Linked DNA regions of Homo sapiens: region 1 is linked to region 2. Evidence: chromatin loops called from intact Hi-C (ENCODE). Cell type or tissue: dorsolateral prefrontal cortex. All regions are shown on one strand. Each heading gives the region's core, and the rest is flanking DNA. Links, peaks and the distances in the headings are about the cores only.

What was found. Peaks named below come from ENCODE experiments on the same cell type or tissue, not always from the same donor. Only the 100,000 strongest peaks of a DNase experiment are listed, where the experiment ranks them.
Region 1: it touches region 2 in a loop (2.1-fold over the local background); 6 of 110 quality-filtered maps call a loop at or near these places.

The regions. Positions count from the first base shown.
Region 1 is chr5:39,125,607-39,137,814 of GRCh38, reverse strand. FYB1 (FYN binding protein 1) reads left to right here. Exons shown (of 19, transcript NM_001465.6): 7 at 95-215; 8 at 2,801-2,960; 9 at 3,466-3,607; 10 at 7,203-7,225; 11 at 10,008-10,074; 12 at 11,680-11,817. Among named protein-coding and RNA genes, the nearest start is that of RICTOR, 57 kb to the right of the region's middle. In dorsolateral prefrontal cortex, for the core only: no CTCF peak of the experiment used is centred there; a DNase peak (open chromatin) is centred at 5,581; H3K4me3 peaks cover 655 bases; H3K27ac peaks cover 3,273 bases.
Region 2 is chr5:39,075,461-39,087,668 of GRCh38, reverse strand. No RefSeq gene overlaps it. Among named protein-coding and RNA genes, the nearest start is that of RICTOR, 7.2 kb to the right of the region's middle. RefSeq lists an enhancer at 10,422-10,521. In dorsolateral prefrontal cortex, for the core only: a CTCF peak has its summit at 6,871; a DNase peak (open chromatin) is centred at 6,886; H3K4me3 peaks cover 1,420 bases; H3K27ac peaks cover 2,865 bases.

The DNA.
Region 1 (12,208 bases), core at 3,668-8,667, 51 kb before region 2:
ACCTTTTCTGTTGTGAGTAGAAACTTCTAGGTAGGGAGTTCCGACGCATCAACACCTGCAGATGTGAAAACAACCTAACAATTTTTACTCACAGAGAAGCATCCAAAGAAAGAGAGAAGAAAAGGGAAAAGGAAGAAAAGAAGAGGTTAGAGCTGGAGAAAAAGGAACAGAAAGAGAAAGAAAAGAAAGAACAAGAAATAAAGAAGAAATTTAAAGTAAGGGCTTGCTTGCTAATGAGTGAAAGAATAACATCTTTTTATACCTTTCACACAAAAGGGGTACCATTCTTGAAAACTTACATAGTTGAAGAATTACTTATTCATTATTCTCTAAAGAGTAATTATCTTCATAACAGTACTTTTTTGTCCAATACACCATTTTATCCCTGAACTAATATAATAAAATTTAAATAAATATATTGGTTCATAATTAGTGGACACCCAGGAAATTTTATGTTGATTGAGTGAATGAATATTTACCTTTTCAAACCCATCTTGTCTCTCCCCATAATGCATTTCATATTAGCCTACTTATACTATGAATTAGCATCACACACATAAATATCCCTGTGGTATGTATTATAGGGGGGCATTGGACACAAGTGCCTCCAGGGTGAACCAGACCTGTCTCAGAATAAGATTTCCATGATCTACTCTAATTGCTAGTATCTATACATGAGTTATATTGTTGCCTTTAAGTCTGTGTACATGCTGACTTCTGATAACTGCTGTTTCTCATCCCTCTTTGTCTGTCTGGATTCTGACCTCTGTATTCTCTGATCTCTGGTAATTGTGTGTTTTCTACCATTACTACCACCAGTAAACGCTACACTCAGGGGCTATTTTCTCCTGGCTACACCATCTTTGATGACATGGCTCATCTGGCATGGGTCTGGCATGTCAGACATATTTAGGGTGATTATCTGAATTACAAAATTATTCTTTCAAAAAGAATTCACTGTATGGTTTCTTTAAGTATTTTTATTCCTCTGGAGCATTTAATATGTGGTTCAAATTTCTTTAAAAATGATTTATATATAACTTCCCGGTATATTTATTGCATTAAAGCAAAGGTTCAATGCATGGTGCAAGGAAAATGTATAGCATCAAGTCAGCCAGACAAACTGATTCAAATTCCAGTTGCACATACAAGTTATGTGATCTTGGGCTTCTCACTTAACTTCTCTGAGCCGCTGATTCTTAATCTTTTAAGTAAGGATAAATGATACTACTCCAGAAAGTTTGTTATGGAACTAAAATAATGCAGAGCATACACTGTATCATAAGATTCTCATTTGATTTTGAAAAAGCTTGCTATATGTAAGTAAAATTATGATTACCGTATTAATATTAGAACATTTTACTTATACAGAATGCATGACTACCAATCTTTATATTTTTCAAGTGAAAAATTAATTTCAATTAATTTATGAAAATCTATATCGTAGGCCAGGCGTGGTGGCTCAGGCCTGTAATCCCAGCACTTTGGGAGGCCGAGGTGGGTGGATCATGAGTTCAGGAGATTGAGACCATACTGGCTAACACAGTGAAACTCAGTATCTACTAAAAATACAAAAAACTGGCCAGGCGTGGTGGCGGGCACCTGTAGTCCCAGCTACTTGGGAGGCTGAGGCAGGAGAATGGCATGAACCTGGGAGGCAGAGCTTGCAGTGAGCTGAGATCGGGCCTCGGCACTCTAGCCTGGGCAACAGAGCGAGACTCCATCTCAAAAAAAAATAACAAAAATCTATATAGTATACTTTCCATGAAGAAATTGTAGATTTAAAGGAATTATGTGGGGTTTTTCCATGTTTCTTCTGGAGAATTCAGCTTTACATTATCTCATTCATTCAAATAATATTTTTAGTAAGAAAAGATAGGATATGGAAATCATACCATTAAATATGAACTCAAAAGTCTGTCAAAACTAGGACTTCACCAGCCATATTCCTTTCACAAGATGATAATAGATAATAGGTAAAAAAAATTAAATAAATATGAGAACTGAGCCTCATCAGCATCATGGCATATCATAACTTAACTTACATTATTTTCTTTATTTCTTAGTGGTACATGATAATGATAAATGTTTATAATTAATGCCATCATAAATTCAATAAATTAAAGGTAGAGCTTCTTCAAAAGTCGTCATGCATATTTGCATATCAAAAGATTCAAGAAATTCTGTTGAAAAGACACCAATTTAGGATTAGAAAATTAAGAGTTTAGGATTCATAGTCTAACCAACATCATTATCCTTCTATCAATAAGCCACCATACTGTTCAGAATATTAATTTGAAAAACCTCGTGTAACATTTGCTTGCTATTATTTGATTTACAAGCTTATTTCTGAAATGTTATCTTGTTTATAGCAGGTAATGTCTGCTCCAATTTTACAAACAATGCAAAGGGGAAAAAACTCCATCTTCTGAACAGAATCCTGGCATATTCCATAAAGATACATAGCACACAGCATGGATTGTTGTACATAAACGCTGTTCAGTTATTGGGGGCTGCCTTTGCAGGCCTCTTGCAGAATTCCTAGTCAACAGATCCCTGCCTCACTCTCCTGACCCCATGCACATGTTCACCTGTCTTAGCTGGTCCTGCTTGGCCCCTGTGATTTTTCCCTAACCCCTCCTATAAGAAAAACATTCACCCTCAATTTCTGGTTAAACCCTGTAAATGTTGGTTATAGGTAGCTTAGCAAGTTGTAGACTTATATCTTTCAAAATTGCATTCCTTAAAGATTTTCTAAATTATAAGGAAATCTTTTGTGACTATTTTTTTCTCTTTGCAGCTAACAGGCCCTATTCAAGTCATCCATCTTGCAAAAGCTTGTTGTGATGTCAAAGGAGGAAAGAATGAACTGAGCTTCAAGCAAGGAGAGCAAATTGAAATCATCCGCATCACAGACAACCCAGAAGGAAAATGGTTGGGCAGAACAGCAAGGGGTTCATGTGAGTGCAAATTTCTCTATGGCTTCGAAGTATTTTCTTTGCGAGGCAATATTCAATGTACATATTCCTCCAGAACTCGTCATAGGCATCGAGTTAGGAGTACTTTACAGAGTGGACAAAGGGAGGAAAATGTTAAATGGCAGGTATAGTTCCGTCTTCACCTCATCTGTTATCTATATTGTGGGAAACAACGTACAGTTTTATATTATTCCAGGAGGAACGAACAGCATTAGGTTTTTCATTGATGTTAAAAAGAAAAAATGCTTCATGTGAATCACTTTAGAATATTTAAAATAGAAGGTAGGCTTACATTAAACTACAACAGGATTAGACTTTGACAGAGTACAGTAAAATTTGGGTCTACTTGGGAGGTCTACAAATCAGAACTACAAGAAAATAAATCAGGGGAAAGTTTAAAGAGCAAATGTGCAATTGATATTTTATTCACAACTTTAAAATATTTAAACTACAGTTGCCTGAACATAAATATTTCCCTTTTTGGTAGATGGCTATATTAAAACAACTGCTGTAGAGATTGACTATGATTCTTTGAAACTGAAAAAAGACTCTCTTGGTGCCCCTTCAAGACCTATTGAAGATGACCAAGAAGTATATGATGATGTTGCAGAGCAGGATGATATTAGCAGGTATGTGCAAGTACGTATTGTAGAACAGATCAAACTGTCTCCTTGTCAGAAATTTTGTATATTAAGATCCTAGAATTTTACCCTCCATAACTCCTACTGCTCTCTATCACTAAACTAAATGACCACTTACAATAACCCCAACATGGGTGAAAGGTCGTTTGAAACTCCATAGTCTTTCTTTTGATTATATGCATCAAATACTACTTGAAATATAGTGGGCCATTTGCCAGATCTTGTAAAATGTGTTTTCATTCTAAAACACTTTTATAATGTTCATTATGACTTGATCTTAGGGATATGCCTAATGAAATATGATTTGGTAAAATATGAAGCATAAAATATAAAATTTAGCCCATTTTTTCTCATAAATCTCTGATTCTAAATATATTTGTTGTTATTTTTTGAAAATACGACAAAAAATGATTTTTATGGCAACCCCAGTTTGCTCCTTAAAAGTAAAAACTCCGTTTTTTTATGATCCCTAGGTATCAATTAAGGGTCCAACTTTCCACGGCCCATTCCACTAGATTAAAATGACCTTCACTTCAAGAATTATGGGAACACCTTCCTGGTATAGAGGAACAGAATAGAACATCCTTTCTGGAGGACCAATGAGAGGAGATTGGCCATCCCTCCCTTGTACCTCTCCTTCTCTTCTTTCCTTTCTTAGTCTTCTGCTTCTTTCCTCTCTCCATCTCTCCTCTTCTTCTCTTTGTTCCAGCTCTGATTTTTTGTCATTCTTTTGTCTCTTTTGTACTTTTCCATTCCCTTTCTCCTTTCATTCCTTCTTTCCTCCAACACCTCCGTTTTCAGTTTAAAGCCATAATCCCCTCAAGTTGAAAGGAGGAAAATCTCTGGTCCAGTTCAGAACTTTAGTTTTTTGATGACTACTTTATAAAACTAGGAAACCTCCATTGTGATCCCAAAAAACATCATCTGTGCTAGCTCTTCACCTGGGTAAAACTGTGTCTGCATTCTTCATAACTCAAATTTCAAAGGAAACAATCTTCATTGTCAGCCATTTCTAAAACACCAAATTAGTAATACACTTATAAAGCACATGAAGAATTAAATTTTCCTCTTATGATCTTTTATATCATGGTATCAGTTAAGCTTGTTATGCTGCTTTCTAGCAGTTTTGTCTTTCTAAAATGAATTACAGCCGGCTATGCCTTCTTACCATGTTCTAAACATAAATTATGCAACATATACCAAAACATACAATGCATGCACTAGAGTTTGGAGATCATTAACTGACTTTAGTCAAACATCGACCTAGTGTGAGTCAGTAAATGCCAGTTTTGAGGCCAGATGAAGTTCCAAATCGTCACATTCTGTAACTTACAGAATTTTCATGACTATGTCAAGCATATTACCAATGTATATACTTTGTGTGTGCCTTTTGTTTTTTAAAAAGCACACTCCCTTAATTTTTGGTGAAAGAATTCCAGTTACATTATTTGCGCATATTTACATGGATGTGCATACTCAAGAAAAAAATAACAAATCCAGAAAAAACAATGAGGTTCTTAGAATGAAACTTTGTTTAACCATATTGGGTGAATATTTCCCAAAACTAGCATTATCACCTTTTTCCATTTTATTGAATCCATACATACCACGACTCTAAAAACCTGCTCTACTTTAGTAAACATATAACAAAAAAAGAATCTTATATTTAGTAAAAGCAGGAAGTTGGAAGAGTTGTAGGGTTTTAATGCTCAGTATCTTAAACAAGTATAGCCCCACAATATTTACTAGCATCTAGCCCTCTCTTATGCACCCTTACTAAGAAAATTAAAGAAGAAGACATTTCTATACATGTTTTATTTTTGAAACTGCAGCTGCTGCGGGCAGAGATCTCATAACAGAACATGCTTTGTTCTTAGAAAAAGGGAAGATGCTGAGTGTAGCCGGCAGCTTGCCCTGGCAAGAATAAGAAGAGAAGGCATCATCTTCTCCCTCCTGCTCATGATTCCTGGCTCAGGCACTCTACCAGCTCTTTCCTGATTCCCTAGAGTGAAGAGCAATGGCTGTGAGTGCTTCAAACTCCGGGAGCAGTTTTGAGGCTTCAAAGCACAGCCCCTGACAGCTGTCCTTCTCTTTTCCTTCTCCACTAAAGCAGTATCTACAGTAAATATGAAACATTGAAGAAAAGGGAATTGCAAATGCAAATACCCCTCTACCATTTCATAGTAAACCTTCTTCCTTCCATGTATCTCTCTCTCTCCCTCTCGTCTCCTGTCACATCCTGCTCTCTCTACCTCTTCTTCACTTCATCAAATGTTTTCATCAAATGTTCTAAACAGGCCATTTTAGGAAGTTGAATAATTGCTCTAGACATGAAATAAAACAGGAGCTTTGCTCCTTATTCCAACAACCCTGTTCTTTGGAAATTGGTATAAAAATCCAAGATGAAAAGTATCTGCCAAGAGTGGCAGCCAAGCAGAATGCAGCTCTTCACATAATTCCAACTGCCTGCTTCATGCATCATGCTCAGAGGGAAGAGTCAGGAAAAATAAATGTCAAAATGGTACATAAGCAAGCAGACAGTGTACTGCAACTTCTTCAAAAAGCAGTTCCTTATTTATATAGGAAGACATTTCTAGCATGTTTTCCTACAAAGTTCCTGACAGCAACTTTATGTTTTTATTTCAAATTTAACAGGAGATCTGCATCAGATCAATTTCTTTCACCCACTTTTAACGTTAGGAAATCAGATATGAGTACTATATAATTGTCCTCTAAGACACTAACATTAAACTGATATCTGTTGCTGGCAGAAAACTGGGGGTATAGTGAGTGCAGCTAGGTGTAAAAGTGGGCGTGGTCAAGTCACTTAATTTCTCAGAGCCTGGTTTCTTTTCTGTATAATGAGGGAATTGAAGAGATGATTTCTGGGATTTTTTCCATTCTCACAGTCTACATTTCCTTTGATCTCACAGAAATCACATTTTAGTGGGAGATATAGGCAAGAAAACAGACAATTATAACATAAATGCTAAAATAGAGAAAATATAGAATGATGTGAAAGTAAGTAAGAAACACAGGCAATCTGGATTTACAGATTCAGCAGTCATACCAGATAAAAGCCCCCTGAATGAGATTTCAAGTTTTTTAAAGTTCTCCCTTTAAAGAAAAATGACTGCTATTAGACTAGGAGTAAAATGCTGTGGTCAAAAGATATTGAAAGATAATTTAATTTAATGCAACAATAATTGCTCTATGTGACTTATGGAATAATAATACCCTTGGGGCTTGTTTTAATGGTCCATCTATGGAATGATGTCATAATGTATCATCTGAAAACAACCTCATACAAAAATGTCAAAAGCAAACAATATCATCATTTTCTATATCATATATAGTGCATAATTAACTTAATTCTTGTTGTTTTTATTTGTTTTGTTTTGTTGCCTTGTCATTACCCATCTATGATGATAAGGAACATTTTTTCCTCTTTACATATAGCATTCTAAGAACTTTCGACTGGAATGTTATTTCTCTTTTGAATAACTAATCAGGATATGTACTTCTCTTCCTCATAGCTAAGTAATTCATAGATTAACTTAATATTTCTGGGTTTCTTTTCTAGCCACAGTCAGAGTGGAAGTGGAGGTAAGCCACACGCTTCTTAAAATGACATTTTACAATTGATACATATATTGGCATGTATTTATGGAGCACATGTGTTATTTTGTTACATGCATAGAATGTGTATTGTTCAAGTCAGCGTATTTAGGCTATCCATCATCATGAGCATTTATCATTTTTATGTGTTGAGAACATTTCGAGTTCTCACTTCTGGCTATATTGAAATGTACAATGTATTATTGTTAATTATAGTCACCCTACTCTACTATTAAGCATTAGAACTTATTCCTTCTATCTAACTGTATGCTTGTACCCATTCACCAATCTCTCTTCATGTCCCCCCAAACACATTCTTACATCCCTCTCAGCCTCTGGTAACAATCACTCTACTCTCTACCTCCATGAAACAAACTTTTTTAGCTCCCACATATGTGTGAGTACATGCAGTATTTGTCTTTCTATATCTGGCTTATTCCACTTAATATGACTTCCAGTTTCATCCATATTGCTGCAAATGACATGATTTCATTCTTTTTTTTTTATGACCAAATAGTATTTCATTGCGTATAGACAAAATTTTCTTTATCCATTCATCCAATGATAATTAGGTTGATTCTATATCTTTGCTACTGTGAATAGTGCTGCAATACACTTGGGGATGCAAATATCCATTTGATATACTGATTCTCTTTCCTTCAGAAAAATATCCAGTAGTGAGATTGCTGGATTGCATGATAGTTCTATTTTTAGTTTTTTTGAAAAATCTCCATAATGACTGTATGAATATATATTCCCACCGACAGTATGAGTTTCTTTTTTTCCACATCCTTGCCAGCATCAGTTACTATTTTTCTTTTTGATAACAGCCATTCTAACTGGGGTAAGATGATTAGTGATGTTGAGCATTTTTTCATATGCCTGTTGGCCATTTGTATGTCTTCTTCTAAGAAATGTCTTTTTAGATCCTTTGCCCACCTTTTTATGGGATTGTTTGGGAATTTTGCTGTTGAATTGATTGAGTTTTTGTATATTCTGAATACTCATCCCTTTTGAGATGAATAGTTTGCAAATATTTTCTCCCATTCAACAAGCCATCTCTTCACTCTGTTGGTTGATTGCTTTGCCATACAGAAGCTTTTAGTTTAATATAATCCCATTTGTCTATTTTTGTTTTTGTTGCCTGTGCTTTTGGGGTGTTAGTCATGAAATCTCTACCTAGACCAATGTCTTGGAGTGTTTTCTCTATGTTTTCTTACAGTTGTTTTATACTTTTAGGTCTTATGTTTAAATCCTTAATCTATCTTGAGTTGATTTTTATATATGGTGAGAGATGGCGCCTAGTTTTATTCTTTTTCCATATGGATATCCAGTTTTCCCAGCACCACTTACTGATAAGGGTGTTTTTTCCCCAGTGTATGTTCTTGGTGCCTTTTTCTAAAATCAGTTGGCTATAAATATGTGACTTTATTTCTGGGTTCTGTTTTCTGTTTCATTGGTTTTTGTTTCTATTTTTATACCAACGGTATGCTGATTGGTTACAACACAAAATCAGGGAGTGTGATGCTTCCAGCTTTATTCTTTTTGCTCAGGATTGCTTTGGCTATTAATGCTCTTTTTTATTTCATACAAATTTAAGGATTGTTTTTCCTATTCTGTGAAAGATGACTTTGGTATTTTGATAGAGATTACATTAAATTCGTAAATTGCTTTGGGTAATATGGTCCTTTTAGCAATATTAATTATTCTAATATGTGAGCATGGGAAACCATGCACTTTTATCAATAATTTCTTCATAAGCCTTCATCATGTTTGTGTATATTAATGAAAAAAATGCTTTAGTTTACAAATAATGAGAGAGATCTTAATACGATGGAAAGAACACTAGCTTGAGAGTCAATAAACTGGATTCTAGAGCTAGCCAGCAAGTGACTCAGAGTAAGCCACTTCTTTCTTTTAAGTTTGTTACAGATGGTATGGTGACTCCACTCCAATGTGTTCAGGACAGTCTTGACTTATTCCAGTCATCAGAGCACAATTAATAACAGCATTCTCCTTCACTTTTGGAAGTGTTTTTGTTTAGATGATAACCTATCTAGTCACCTTGACTGTAGTTCAATGGCCCCTATATTTCCCAGCAACAAAATAAGGGATTTGATCTAACACTTGCAGTGCTAAAGTTCTCATACTAAAAGTCAAATTTCAAGGTCATTTTACATATTCCTGCACATAGAAACTACTCAATAAACAATTGTTAAGTAAATATCTGTCAAATTGCAAGTTTCCTGAAGAGCATAGAATAACAAATGAAACCAGAAACAGTTTAACTTTCAAAAATATGTATTTTAAAAGTCACTTTTCACTTCTTTCTGTTTCAACTACCATCAATATTTACAAATTCACCTTTCATCCCATTGCTTTTCTTCTCTTGTGTCTTGATCAGTATCTTTTCCTAAATGTCTCCTCACCATTAACTAGTTAGCTAGATTTGTATCACCTCCTCACTTCTTTTTCCACAATAAATATTTAACTCCATGCCCTATTTAAGTTTACTTTTTCTCATGTTTTTGCACCCTCATTCCTTTCAACTCAAGTCCACAGTGCCTCTTAGCCCTCATTTTGTTATTGTAATTTCACCCCTAAGAATTCTTTATAAAATAATCAACAAAGTGTTTTTATTTAAATGGTTTACATGAAAGTGAAATGCTCTCTGCAGTTAAATAAGGAAGATTTACAATTAAAATCTGAGTGAGCATTACATGGCCAAATTATAAAATTAACAGAAGATTTTCCTCCAATCCAAATGAAGGGATATTCCCTCCACCACCAGATGATGACATTTATGATGGGATTGAAGAGGAAGATGCTGATGATGGGTAAGAATAATCAGTGAACTGCTTTTTGCAAATTATTATATATACATTGAAATTTAGTTTTGATTTCCAGTTAAAATAAAAAGCGGAAAATAGTGTTCTTTCTCACATTACCCCAAATGATTTGAATGTTTAATTAACAGCAATTGTAAACCAGGAAGTGTAATTTCACCACACTTCAAACGAAGTGTTTGATTGTTTGGAAGAACTTCAATAACTACAGCAAAACAAGTGAAATGAAAACAAAAGATAAATTACAGGTGTTGTGTATTTTTTTTTTTTTTTTTTTTTTTGAGACAGAGTCTCACTCTGTCGCCCAGGCTGGAGTGCACTGGCAGTTGTGGATATTTTTTAAGTCTTTCCTAATAAAGTCTTTATTGATCAATAATTTACTTTTACAACAATCCCTGAAGAGTTTATCAGTTGCATGGCTATCCCTTGTGTAATAACATGATTATAATATAGGCAACCCAAATAAATTGAGACCTATGCTACCTATGGCAGAACCAGTATTGAATACTTAATCCTTTAACTTAATAATAATTATCTGTTCATTTATAATAATTATAACAATTTATAAACATAAAAATATTTTAGGTCAATAAGAAAATAAATTTTCTTTTTCCATTTTAAATGGCATATTTAAAAGTTTAAGATTTCTTTTTTTTTTTTTTTTTTTTTTTTGAGACCTGAGTTTTGCTCTTGTTGCCCAGGCTAGAGTGCAATGGCACGATCTCGGCTCACCGCAATCTCTGCCTCCCAGGTTCAAATGATTCTCCTGCCTCAGCCTCCCAAGTAGCTGGGATTACAGGCATGTGCCATCATGCCTGGGTTATTTCATATTTTTAGTAGAGACGGGTTTTCTCCATGTTGGTCAGGCTGGTCTCGAACTTCTGATCTCGGGTGATCTGCCTGCCCTAGCCTCCCAAAGTGCTGGGATTACAGGCGTGAGCCACTGTGCCTGGCCTAAGATTTCTTAATTACTTCATTTTAATCATAAATAAAGCAAAATTGATGTCCAAGCTTTTTTTTTTTTTTTTTTTTTTTTGAGACCAGGTCTCACTCTGTTGCCCCAGCTAGAATGCAGTGGTAGGATCATAGCTCACTGCAGCCTCAAACTCCCAGGCTCAAGCAATCCTCCTACCTCAGCCTCTGAGCAGCTGGGACCACAGGTGTGCACCACCACACCCAGCTAATGTTTTTTATTTTTAGTAGAGATGAGGTTTTGCTATGTTGCCCAGGCTTGTCTCAAACTCCTGGGCTTAAGCAATCCTCCCACTTTGGCTTCCCAAAGTGCCAGGATCACAGGGGTGAGCCACCACATCCAGTTCTTTGAAACTTAATCCTTATGGACTTGCTTCACATTTTAAGAAGTGGGAGAATTCTCACTTGATAGAAAAAAAAATGATCAGGTTCGTAGGAGCAGTATTCAATCACCATGATCTGTAAATTTAATAACACTATTTTGTCCAATAAAATGAGTTATTTACTGCCTGAATGATTAATGTGGCCGTAATGATTAATGATTATAAAGAATCTGAATGTCCACACAATGTCTTCACTTGCCGCTGATTATTACATTCTGATCAATGCCTGCATGCTCCAAAGCTCCACACTACAGGTTCAAGAGAAGAGTAATACGTGGTCCTGGGGGATTTTGAAGATGTTAAAGGGAAAAGATGACAGAAAGAAAAGTATACGAGAGAAACCTAAAGTCTCTGACTCAGACAATAATGAAGGTTCATCGTAAGAGTCAACCAACCAAATCCAGTGTACAATAACTACACTAATATGTATTGAATCAAATGCTACTAATATTCTATAACCAATAACCAAATTCTGATAGACTTAAATCATCTTAATGCAATTTTCCGTTAATCATCTTAGCCCCGTTTATGGTGTCACCTTTAAGCTCCTGCATTACATAAAAGAAGGCCAAGTACTCAGAAATCATCATATAGTTCAAAGATATATTTTACTTTCTTCACAAAAATGCACAAAAACACACATGTACACATAATTGCACACATACCCTCTCACGCTCATCCACACAGTCATACACAAACACTGACACACCCATTTACTAGGACCTTTTAAAATATAGCATTACATCTGAAAACTCACAATTCCAATGCCA
Region 2 (12,208 bases), core at 4,141-9,140:
CTCACTGTATTGATGAGGCTGGTCTCAAACTCCTGGCTTCAAGTGATCCTCCTGCCTTGACCCTCCCGAAGTGCTGGAATTATAAGCATGAGGCACTGCATCTGACCTATTTACTATTTTTATGTAGGCTGGCTGAATGATGTTTTTATAATAAAAATTTGACCTTCTTTGTCTCTTTTTACTGTTTTTGGCTTTAAGTCTGTTTAATCTATATATAGTTATTCCTGCTTGCTTTTGGTTCACATTTTTTTGGAATATCTTTTTCCATCCCCTTACTTACAGTCTATATATGTCTTTATATAGGAGATGAGTTTCTTGTAGGCAACATCTAGTTGAGTCATGTTTTTTGTTTTTGTTTTAATCCATTCAGCCATTTTTTTCTGGGCTTTTGTAAATTTATCAATTAGAGTCTCTTGCTAAAGAACTATTGTGTTCCATTGGAGGCATCATATTTCCTTGCTTTTTCAGGTTTCCTGTGTATTTACATTGATATCTGTGCATCTGGTATAACAGACTTCTTTCAATTTTTTGAATTTGTTTTCTTAAGGGAGGACTTTTTCTTGAAGATGTATCTATGGTGTTGGTTGGGTGGCATACCTTGGCTTTGATTCTGGGTGTATGCGTGAGTGTAGACTCTGTATGATTTCTTTGGCTGTAAATAGCGTCAGTGGTATCTGATTTTCTTGGTGACATAGGATGTGGTTATTAATGGAGGCTGTGGTGAAGTTTTGCTGAGTACTAGGATGCCAAGTGGGCCAGTCTTTGGGCCCCAGTGGTGGCAGTGGTGGGCTGAGGCCTGTCCTTGGGCCCCTGAGCAGCTTATGTTGGCACCAGAGTCAGCAGGTCCAGGCTGGCTGATCCTCGCGCCTCAAAGTGGCTTGCTTGGATGTCAGTAGTGGCAGTTGTGGGCCAAGAAGGCAGTGGGGTTCTCAGGCCTCTAGGCAGCCAGCATGGGATGGGCAGTGTCAGTCACAGGGGCAGGACAACCCTCTGGGTCCTAAGTGGTGCATGCTGGTGTTGGTGGTGGCTGCAATGGGCTGGATGGGCTAGTCTCCAGCCCAAATGTGGCGCATGCAGGTAGGTACCAGCAGTGGTTGTATCATCAGGTGAGTAGGCCCAACCTCATGCCTCCCTGGGAAGAGTGCTCAGGTGCCAATAGTGGTGGATTGAACTGGACAGTTCCCAGGTTCCCAGACTATATGCTCTGGCATGAGGGGTTGAAGCCAGGCCAAGCAGGCTTGTCCTCAGACCCCCTAATTGTGTGTACAGGTGCCTTCAATGTTAGGCAGAAGCAGGGAAATCCCCAGGCCTCCAGCGGAATGCTGGAGTTGGACAAAGCAGTGGCCGTGCTGCAGCCCTGCCTCTGAGAAGGGCAGGGACACCTTCGATGATGGCAGCCTAAGTTGGTGGGTGGAAAACATGCACCGCACTCATGTTTCAGCCTCTGTGGCAACAGCCTAAGCCTCACTCACACTTCAGCTCTGGTGCCACTGGGCCCCAGGACAGTGCTTAGTCTGTCGTGGGCTGGGCTTTCAAAATGGTGCCTTACTGTAGCTGTCTATGACTCAGGGGGAATGTGGGACCCAGCACAATTCCTTCCCTGGAGCAGTGCCATTATGCCGTCTCCAAGTAGCTCCCCATGCTAGTTTCAGGGCCTGTAAGGGTCTAGGTTCTTTCCCGTGACTAGGATTGCAGAAGTCATGGTGGAACCATAGTCCGCAGGGGGTCACTCATTTACCCTTTCCCTGTATTCCCCACTCCCAGACAATCCTGGCTGAGAAGGCTGCCTCGCTTCTTTCTCCTTCCTTGCTTTAGGTTTTTCTGTCACTTTCCTGTTGAATTCCAGTGTTCTGCTTTGGATGATCCATTCAAAGTGTGATTATTCACTATTTTGGTTCTTCTTTGGGCAGGAGGCAAGTATGAAATGCTTCTAGTCGGCCATCTTGAAGTCCATTCCCAGATGTTTTGATTATATAGAAATAACTTAATTTTTCCATTTTTATTGAAGATAGGTATTAAAAATACAGAAATTTTGGTTGATACTGATTTTTCTTCAGCACTCTAAAGATATTTTTCCTTTTTTCTCCATATTATTTATGTTGAGGAAACTACATAATTATTCTAATTGTAATTTCTGCAAGTTATTTGCCTTTCCTTTCCACTTGTTTTTAAGATTGCTTTGTTTTTAGTGTTTTTAGTGTTCTGTACTTTCACTATATAGTGTCCACTTGATTTATCTTGATTTACATATATTATCCCTCTTATATTTGTTAATTTTTGTCTTTCACTAGTCCCAGAAAATGCATAATCTTTTCAAATATTATATCTTCTTTGATCTCTCAATTCTTTCCTTCTTGGAATCCTGCTAGATCTTTTCATTTGGTACTCCATAAATTTTTTACCGCTTGCAATAATGACTTCTGTTATTTCCATTTTTATTAAAGTATAAATTACATAAGGCAAATTTACCCTTTTTAATATACAGTTCTGTAAGTTTAACAAGCACATACAGTCACATAACCCCCACTGTATCCAAGAATTTGACTCATTTCATCACTCCTAAAAATGACACTGTGCCATGTTATAGTTAACTCCACTGCCCAACCCAAGATCCTGGCCACCACTGATCTTGCTGTCACTATAGTTATGCCTTTTCCAGAATGTCAAATACATAAAATTATAGAGTATAGAGCCTTTTAAGTCTGGCTCCTTTCACTTAGCATAATACATTTGAAATTCATGCATATTGTAGGCCGGGCGTGGTGGCTCACGCCTGTAATCCCAGCACTTTGGGAGGCCGAAGCTGTTGGATCACGAGGTCAGGATTTCAAGACCAGCCTGGCCAACATAGTGAAACCCCGTCTCTACTAAAAATACAAAAATTAGCTGGGCATGGTGGCGTGTGCCTGTAATCCCAGCTACTTGGGAGGCTGAGGCAGGAGAATTGCTTGAACTGGGACCCGGGAAGCGAAAGTTGCAGTGAGCCAAGATAGCACTACTGCACTCCAGAGTGAACTACAGAGTGACACTCCATCTCAAAAAAAAAAAAAAAAAAAAATTAGACGGGTGTGGTGGCACATGCCTGTAATCCCAGCTACTTGGGAGGCTGAGGCAGGAGAATCGCTTGAACCTGGGAGGAGGAACTTGCGGTGAGCCAAGATCACACCATTGCACTCCAGCCTGGGCAACAAGAGAGAAACTCTATCTCAAAAAAAAAAAAAAAAAAAAAGAAATTCATGCATATTGTTTTGTGATTCAGTAATCTGTTCCTTTTTAATGCTAAGTGGTATTCAAATGTACAATTATTCCATAATTTGTCTATCCATTCTCCAGTTGAGAGACATTTGGGTTGACTTTAGTTTGTTAGTTTTTGGCAATAACAAGTAAAGCCCCTATAAATACTCACATCCAGATTTTCATGTGAACATAAGTTATTATTTCACTGGGGGAACACCTAGGTGTGGGATTGCTGAGTTGTACGATAAGTGCATGTGTAACTTCAAAAGAAACTGGCTGACTGATTTCCAAAGTCTCTGAGCTATTTTGTGTCCCCACCTCTCTTGTGTGAGAGAGTTGCACTTGTTCCACATCTTTGCCATTTTTGGTATTTTCCTTTTATGTACTTTTTAAGCCTTTCTAATAGGTATGTAGTGATATCTTATTGTGGTTTTAATGACCATATTCTTCATAACTAATTTTACTGAGTAATGTTTATATGCTTATTTTCCATGGGTATATTTTTTTTGGTGAAGTGTCTATTCAAGTTTTTGTCCATTTTTTTCATTGTTTAGTTTTCTATTAGTGAGTATTGAGAGGTATTTATATAGCCTGCATACAATTACTTTATCAGATACATGATTTGAAAACATTTTCTCAGTCTGTGGCTTCTGTTTTTATTCTCTTAAAAGTGTCTTTTTAGGGGCAGAAGTTTTTCTTTTTGATGACTTCAATCCATCAATTATTTCTCATATTGATCATGTTTCTAGTATAGTATCTAAGAACTCCTTTCTTCCACTCAAGGCTACAGAAATTTTTTCTATTTTTTTTCTAGAAGTTGTGTAGTTTCAATTTTACATTTAGATTTATGATTCATTTTGAGTAAATTTTTGCATACAGTGTAACATACAGATCAAGGTTCATTATATGTATGTGGATAGCCAATTGATCCAACACCATTTGTTGAAAAGGACTGTTCTTTCTACAATGAATTGTCTTTGTACCTTCATCAATAATTAATTAAATATATATACTTTGTGAGCTCTTTATGATATGGTTTTGCTCTGTGTCACCACCCAAATTTCATCTTGAATTGGAATTCCCATAATCCCCACATGTCGAAGGCAGGACCTGACGGGAAGTAATTGGATCACAGGGTCAGTTTCCCCCATGGAGTTCTTATGATTGTCACTGAGTTCTCAAAAGATATGATGGTTTTATAAGGGGCTTCCCCCTTTGCTCATTTGCTGTCTTGCCTGCCACCATTTAAGACGTGCCTCTTCCCCTTCTGCCATGATTGTAAGTTTCCTGAGGCCTCCCCAGCCCTGAGAAACTGTGAGTCAATTAAACCTCTTTTCTCTATAAACTACCCAGTCTTGGGTATGTCTTTATAGCAGTGTGAGAATAGACTAACACATTTCTGTCCTATTAGTTTATATATACATCCTTTCTCTAAAGTTGTCTTGTCTTCACTCTGGCATTAGAGTAAGTCTTGAATTCAGATAGTGTTTCTTTAGTATTGTGCTGACAATTTTAGACCTTTGCCTTTCTATATAAACTTTATAATCATTTTGCATATCTACCAAATAACTTCTTGAGTAAGCTTTGGTGTTTTCTGTCTTTAAAGGATTTGGTCCACCTCATCTAAGTTAACAAATTTATTGGCATAAAGTTGTTAATATTCCCTTCCTATACTTTTAACATCTATAGGTTCTATGCTAATGGCCCATCCTTCATTTTGGATATTTGTTATTTCTTGCTTGTCTCTTTTTTCTTGGTCAATTTAGCTAGAGGTTTATCCATTATTACTTCATTTTCTCTGCCCCAATCTCTCTCTCCTCTGCTTCTGGGATTTCAGTTACACATATTTCAGACTGCCTGATTTTTTTTATATGGGTTACTAAGGCTTTTTCTTCTTCCTTATTTCCCCAGTCTTTTTCTTCTCTATGCATTTTGTTGGTTTGTCTTCAAATTCACAACCCTTTTCTTTTTTAGGGTACAATCTGTCATCATTTAGTGAATTTCTGACTAATATATCATCATTTCTGGCACAGTGTTTTTCATTTCTAAAATGCACACTTGGTTATTTTTTACAGAATACATTTCTCTCTAGAGAGTATCCATCTGTTTACTTACTGTGTCCAACATTTCTTTTAAATCTTTGATCATATTTATGAAACTCTATTAATTCCAATGTCCATGCTTTCTCTAGTCTTGGTTTTTGTTTTTTGTTTTTTGGTTTTTGGTTTTGGTTTTGTTTTGTTTCTTTTTGAGATGAAGTCTCACTCAGTTGCCTAGGCTGGAGTGCAGTGGCATGATCTCGGCTCACCGCAAGCTCCGCCTCCCAGGTTCAAGCGATTCTCCTGCCTCAGTCTTCTGAGTAGCTGGGATTACAGGCATGCATCACCACGCATAGCTAATTTTTGTATTTTTAGTAAAGACGGGGTTTCACCATGTTGGTCAGGCTGGTCTCGAACTCCTGACCTCATGATCTGCCCGCCTCGGCCTCCCAAAGTGCTGAGATTACAGGCGTGAGCCACTGTACCCGGCCTCTGGTCTTGTTTTTAATTGATTTTTTTCTCATGAGGATGAGTCACATTTTCCTCATTTTTCAAATCTCATAAAATTTTTGCTGTATGCTGAACGTTACCAATGTGATTTGTCGGAGAGTTGGAATATTGTTGTTGTATTTTTGAGTTTAGTTTTAAACCCTGTTCTTTAGTTAATTTATTGGGAGATCAGCTTGATCCTATTGGGGCTTGACTTTGAACTCTGTTTAGGTATATCTATAGCAGCCTTATTCTAGGACTGATGTATCCTTTTCGATAAGTTATGGCCTTTGTGGGATCTCAGTGCAACCCATTTCCTAACGTATAGCCTTTTGGGTGTCTTACTTGCATACTCAAAGTGTTCACCAAAGTCTCTTTACTTGCCGGTTGGATGTCTTTCAGCAATCTGCAACCTCTGGAATCTCCATTTAGTTCAGAGCCCCCAGGGGCTGTTCTTTGCCATGTTTCACTGAGTCTTACCCTATGATTGTTCAGCTTAAAATTCAGCTAAATAAGCAAAGGGATCCCAGTGCAGATTTCTGGAGCTCCTACTTTGCACAGCTCTCTCATCTCTGGTATTATGCCCCTCATCTCGACTTCAGTTTTTCTTTCCTCCATTCCGTGAGACTGCTGCTCTGTTTAGGTTCCACAAATTTTGTGTTGCATTTTCAAAGCTGGAGGGAAGGTGAAACTCACCTTTTTTGCTCCTTTTATGTCAAGGTCATAGTGCCACACTATTGTCCAGTGCCTAAACACTGCTGTTTCATATATTTGTCTAAATTAACAATTGTTTATTGTAGGAAGGTACATCCAACAATCATTATTCTATCATGGATAGAATAATAAATTCATTTGAAAAAAATTATTTAATATGGAATAGCTACTTTGTATTTTGTTTCATATCATCAATATCTGAAGTCCTTGGCATAGAATTCTGTTTATTTTGATTTATACGGATTCTTACTCATAGTCAGTTTTTTCTATGAGTTTAATGATCTTTGAATGTGAGCTTTTATTTGTTTGATCTTGATATGTGACGATCCTAGGAACTGATGAAGTAATGGACTTTCCCCAAAAAGGATTTGTAATTGCTACTGCTGAAAGCCAGGGGGCACTACCAACCTGGGTCCACTTTGGTCCACTTCTAGGATCCTGGACTTAACGCAAGAGCCTGATGTTCTGCTTTCCTACCTTGCAGTGGCTTAGTCTTCAGATCTAGATAGCTAGAGAGGACCTTTTTTCCAGTTTTCTAGTTGCTCACTGCTCCTCACTCTGACTTCAGTGTCCTATTTTGTTATTTTTTTTTTTTTGTGGAGGAATTTGGAGGAATTTTTTTAGTCCCCTACCCCTACGTGCCCCCTTCAAAAAAAAAAAAAAGAAAGAAAGAGAGAGAACAGAAAAAAGAAAAGAAATGAAATGAAAGAAAAAGGTAAACTATTAATATTTATTATACATATTAACAATGGAGCTGTCATCTTGTCAGAAGGTTAAATTGACATGAGTCATATAAGTATTCTGAGGGAAGATTGGGAGTTCTACAACTCAGAAGAATTCACAACAGACTCAGGAATTCTCTCCACTTTGGCATATGGCCATATACTTTATCTAGGTAAGTGGATTTAAGGAGGATATTATAAACTATTCCTCACAAAATGTACACACGGCTTAAGAAGAATCTTGCAAAGAAATTGTATGTAACACAAATAATAAAAGCACAGTACAGGTTTTAAAATATGGCAGACTTGATACTTCTGATTTTAGCACTTTATCAGCTTCATTACAAGGAAAAAGCAATGATAATGCAATCAGATGTCACAATGTCAGCCAACATTTTTTAAAATTAAAAATATTAGAATTATGTGAAATATGAATTTATATGCATTATCCTTCACTATTATCTGAGTCTAATTATATATTGCTCCTTGAGATGTCAGCTATTATAAAGCTACCAGATTAGCAAAATATTTTTAACATAAACAGAAAATAAAGATAATTTTCTGTATTTTTTCTGTGATGTTAGAAGTCATGCAATATTGAATCCATTACTTTGCAAAAAGACAGATTTTTTTCTTTTTTCTCAAGGTAGGGTCTTGCTTTACTACCCAGGCTGAAGTGCAGTGGTGTGATCATAGCTCAATGCAGCCTTGAAAAATCTGAGCTCAAGTGAGCCTCCCACCTCAGCCTCCCAAATAGCTGAGATTACAAGAGCATGACGTCATGCTAGATAACTTATTATTATTATTATTATTACTATTTTAGTAGAGACGAGATTTGCTACGTTGCCTAGGCTAGTCTGGAATTCTTGGGCTCAAAGGATCCTCCTGCCCCAGCCTCCCGTACTGCTGGGATTACAAGCATGAGCCACCCTGTCCTGTGAAAAGAGAAAGATTTCTTATTAGCAACAGACAAAAAGGAACATATCAGTTGGGAATATAGTGCTATTTCCTACTGTGGTTAAAAAAATGGCTGGGAATAAAAAAAAAAAAACAGAGAAAAATATTTGTTGACAAAACTAAAACGCAAACCTATTGGTCAACCAAAGCAGAAAAAGGGGTGGGGCAGGGGAAGGCTGAAGATTTGAAGAAAAAGGCATTTGAACAAATAAGCATTATGAACAAGCTTTGCTGTGTGTGCAGTTGAATGAAAGAATAAATATTTCTAACTATGTCTTAGCTTACGGTGTTGGCTTAATTCTGTTAAGCTTTTTTCTGTGCCATCAAAGTAAAAGTACCAAATACCAGGTGTCCTTATCAGTAAACAACTTCCTTAATAAGAACAATGTTTTATGAAAATCGATGAAGCAGTTCCCATCAATTTAAAAAGGAGTTCATACAGAAGTACAGAGATAGTACCACATGTGATAATTTTGTATAAATAAGACTTTTTAAAAAGTTTAATTTTCACACACTTTGAAATGAGAGGTGAAGAAAATCTTTTGTATTATACAGGTGTTTACTATTTATTTAGTGGCAAGCTTTTTTTTCATGATGACTGGTGGCTTCGAGTAGCATGTTACCTATCAGATTTTTTAAAAAAAATTAAAAAAAAATTTCCCTTCAAGGTAGATGTGATAACAATAACTAAGAAATTTAATACTTCCAAAAAACCTGTGCTAGGATGAGAGCATTTAGAAAACAGATATTTGAAAGTGTTTCAGTTTTGTGATTTTTTTCTGAAAAAACTTAAAATATAAATGTGTCACATATATAAATTTTCATATCTGCACACTTGAAAATCATGGGAACAGAGTTTCCCAATCTGCTTCAAAATCTTTCAGATAAATGGTTTTGCAACCATTTTGCTGAAAATTTCTAAATGTTATGTCTTCTAGTTTGATAGGAAAACTGATTGACATTAGGCAAGATGAATATTTGTTAGCCAAATTACTAGTTTGATAGGAAAACTGATTGACATTAGGGAAGATGGATATTTGTTAGCCAAATTACATTTCAAAAAGCTTTTGTATCACTGGGTGGACGAAATGGGAAAATGAGTTTTATGGTTTAGAAATGCGGCCAATACAGTAGTTCTTCCATTTTTAACTTTGCATTTTGTGAGGTCTCAGCTATTAAAACCCTATACCCACATAAACTCTTCTTAGAACTAGACTTTTAAATTTCAGTATCACAAAGTATATAACAAGAAATGTCGAGAATAATGAAGTATATTCAGCCCCATTGCTTTGTATTCGTGTCATTAGTAAAATAACATTAAAAATTACTTTTAACCATTTTTATTTTGTGTTTATGTTTTAAGTTCTAATTTAATTTAAAAAGTGAATATATATGTATTGCAGTGTATGTGCAAAAGTTCTTTTTTTAATGAACAGATGCACAAATAATTTTGATTGTTTATAATGACCTGTTAAGTAAGTCATTATTATAATCAACTGTTTATAATTTTGGTTTAGAATAGCCAACAAAATTTTTCTAAAATAGTTTTCCTAAAAAAATTCATGAGTAAAAATTTGTTTGGGAACAAGTAAAATGAGAAAACGGGAGAGAAAAATCACTCCAAATTCTACCATCTGTAGATAATAACTGTTGAAATTTTACTGCATACCCTTCTAGATTTCATTTTTTAACATATCTTCATCTTCCATAAACATAGGTTTATTCTTCATTTAAAACTGTTAGTCATAGAGAGTCTCTTTAAAGAATTATTTAAAAGGAAATTTATATGAGATTTTGGGACAGAGATTAAAATTTAAAGACACAATACTCAGGGGCTCTGTTCTGCTGTGACCAAGACATAATTAACACTGGATGGGATTGTAACATTTGTTAAATTTAATTCATTGCTTGTCGTGTAAATGGCCTTTAGATGTCTCAAATGTGCGGTTTAACTATGAAGTTACCAAGAAATAGTCTGACCAAATTTTGTGGCTTTTTACTTGCTTTATCTTCAAATGGCCTATGTACCAAGGCAGAGAGATTAAAGGGAACTAAGATTTTGATAAGGCTTTTGTTTCTGTTCAGTATTACAACTGTATCCCAAACCGATAAAATATGGTTTACATACTAGAATTATTACTAGAATTCTAGTTATATACTAGAATTATTAACTGCATGCAGGAGGGTAGAGAATAGAACCAAGGGAGTGACTATGAATGGAGTAATTGTATCCTCAGAATTAAGCAGTTATCTTCCAAAGGTATGGTCCTGGACTCGATCTTCTTATAGAACATTTTTTATCAATGACTAATACTACCAGAAAAAAAAAAACAGTCACTGACACAGCAAATGAAACCTAGCTGGGAAACGAAAACTAAGAAGAGGAAGTCACATTCTCAATGACCAGATTAGAATCAAAATAAAAATTGGAGAAGTAGTAAGAAGTAAACAAAATGAGTAAGTCATATGGGTCGGCTAAAAGATGCAAGGAAGAAAAAGAAGTTTCAAAAGGAGGAATAGCTAGCAATTGGCAAGTATCAAAGAAGAAAATTTAGGGGTTTTAACAAGTATCAATCTGACTATAAACAATAAAGTAGTGCTACTGTTTAAAAAGCAAACACATTATAAAATGTATTCCTTACTAAAATTTATCTAAACTTCTGCTTCCTAGTTGAGTGTCACTTGCAAACACTAATAACTTGTTCCTTTTCACCAGACCTGCCATTCACTCTAAGAGCAAATATGGAGAACCTAACCACTCAAACGACTGAAATAGTAACAGAGAAAAAACTAGTTTCGATGAAAGATTGAATGTAATTTTTTCTCCTGCAAGAAATAGAGTAATTGAATAATTGTCTTTAATAGCATACAGTTATAATGATTAAAATACTACTGGATTTAGGCACTTATGTACCTCAAGTAACTTAAAAGTAGATTAGTTGTACTCAACTTTCATAAAACACCGAGAGAAAATGAAGTTAAATTGTATTAGGAAGGAGTTAATGTAGAATATAGAGGGATTTTATAATATGATAAAAGATTTGTTGAAAATCAGAACAACTGTAAGAATCTGGTATAATTTCTACTGATAGATCTCTACTTTTCTTTAAGGGTGAAATGTGGTGATACATGGAGGGTTGAAATCCAACCCTCTGCCAGACCTCAAGTTTTGTGATTTTTGTTTTAGGCAGTAACTAGAATAAATAAATTGCACCAAGATTTTTAAAGCTATAACGGAGGGAGCACGCTTGTTGACATTAAAACTACTACTGGTAATGCCAGAAGACATTTCTTTAAAGTACTGTAATTGTGTTACATCCTTAAATCTAAGTGCAGTATCAGCCGCAGATATCTGATTGTAGACTTGGTTTAAAAAAAAAAAAAGAACTGGAATATATAGATAATTGGCAATATTCTAAGGAAGCAGTGTTCCTATTTTATTTTCCAGATGATGCTACTTTATGTTCCTTTTATTTTTCTTCTTACCACTTATTTTACAAATGACATATATTAACTATAGGATATTTAAAAAGTAGAGACAAGCAAACAAGAACAAAAAAGTGCACGTGTAATTCCACAAATGAGGGGAGAAAATCAGCTAACATTTTCATGTATATTTTCAGACTTTTTTCAACATACATGTACATATAAAATATTTTATAATGTATATTTTTAATTTCGTACATATTTAAACTTTTATTATAAAACAGGAAATTTGTAATATTTTGCTTGATTTAATATCATGAACATTATTTCCTATTACTAAGTCTACCTCTTCACTTTTAATCGTTGACATAATTTACATAATCCCTACCTTTGGTCATTTAAGTGTTTCCAAATGTTCACTCTTATTAACAACTTCAACAAATATCCCCAATATTGCTTTTTTTTTCTTTTTTAAAGTAAGCAGAGAATTGGAATAAATTAGAAATCCAGGGCACTTACTCATCCAACAGATATTTATTGAATACTTATTTGTGCCAGATATTGCATTAACTGGGAGCTGGGAAAACAGAACTGGTTAAGGCTAGATCTCCACTTTTAATTAAC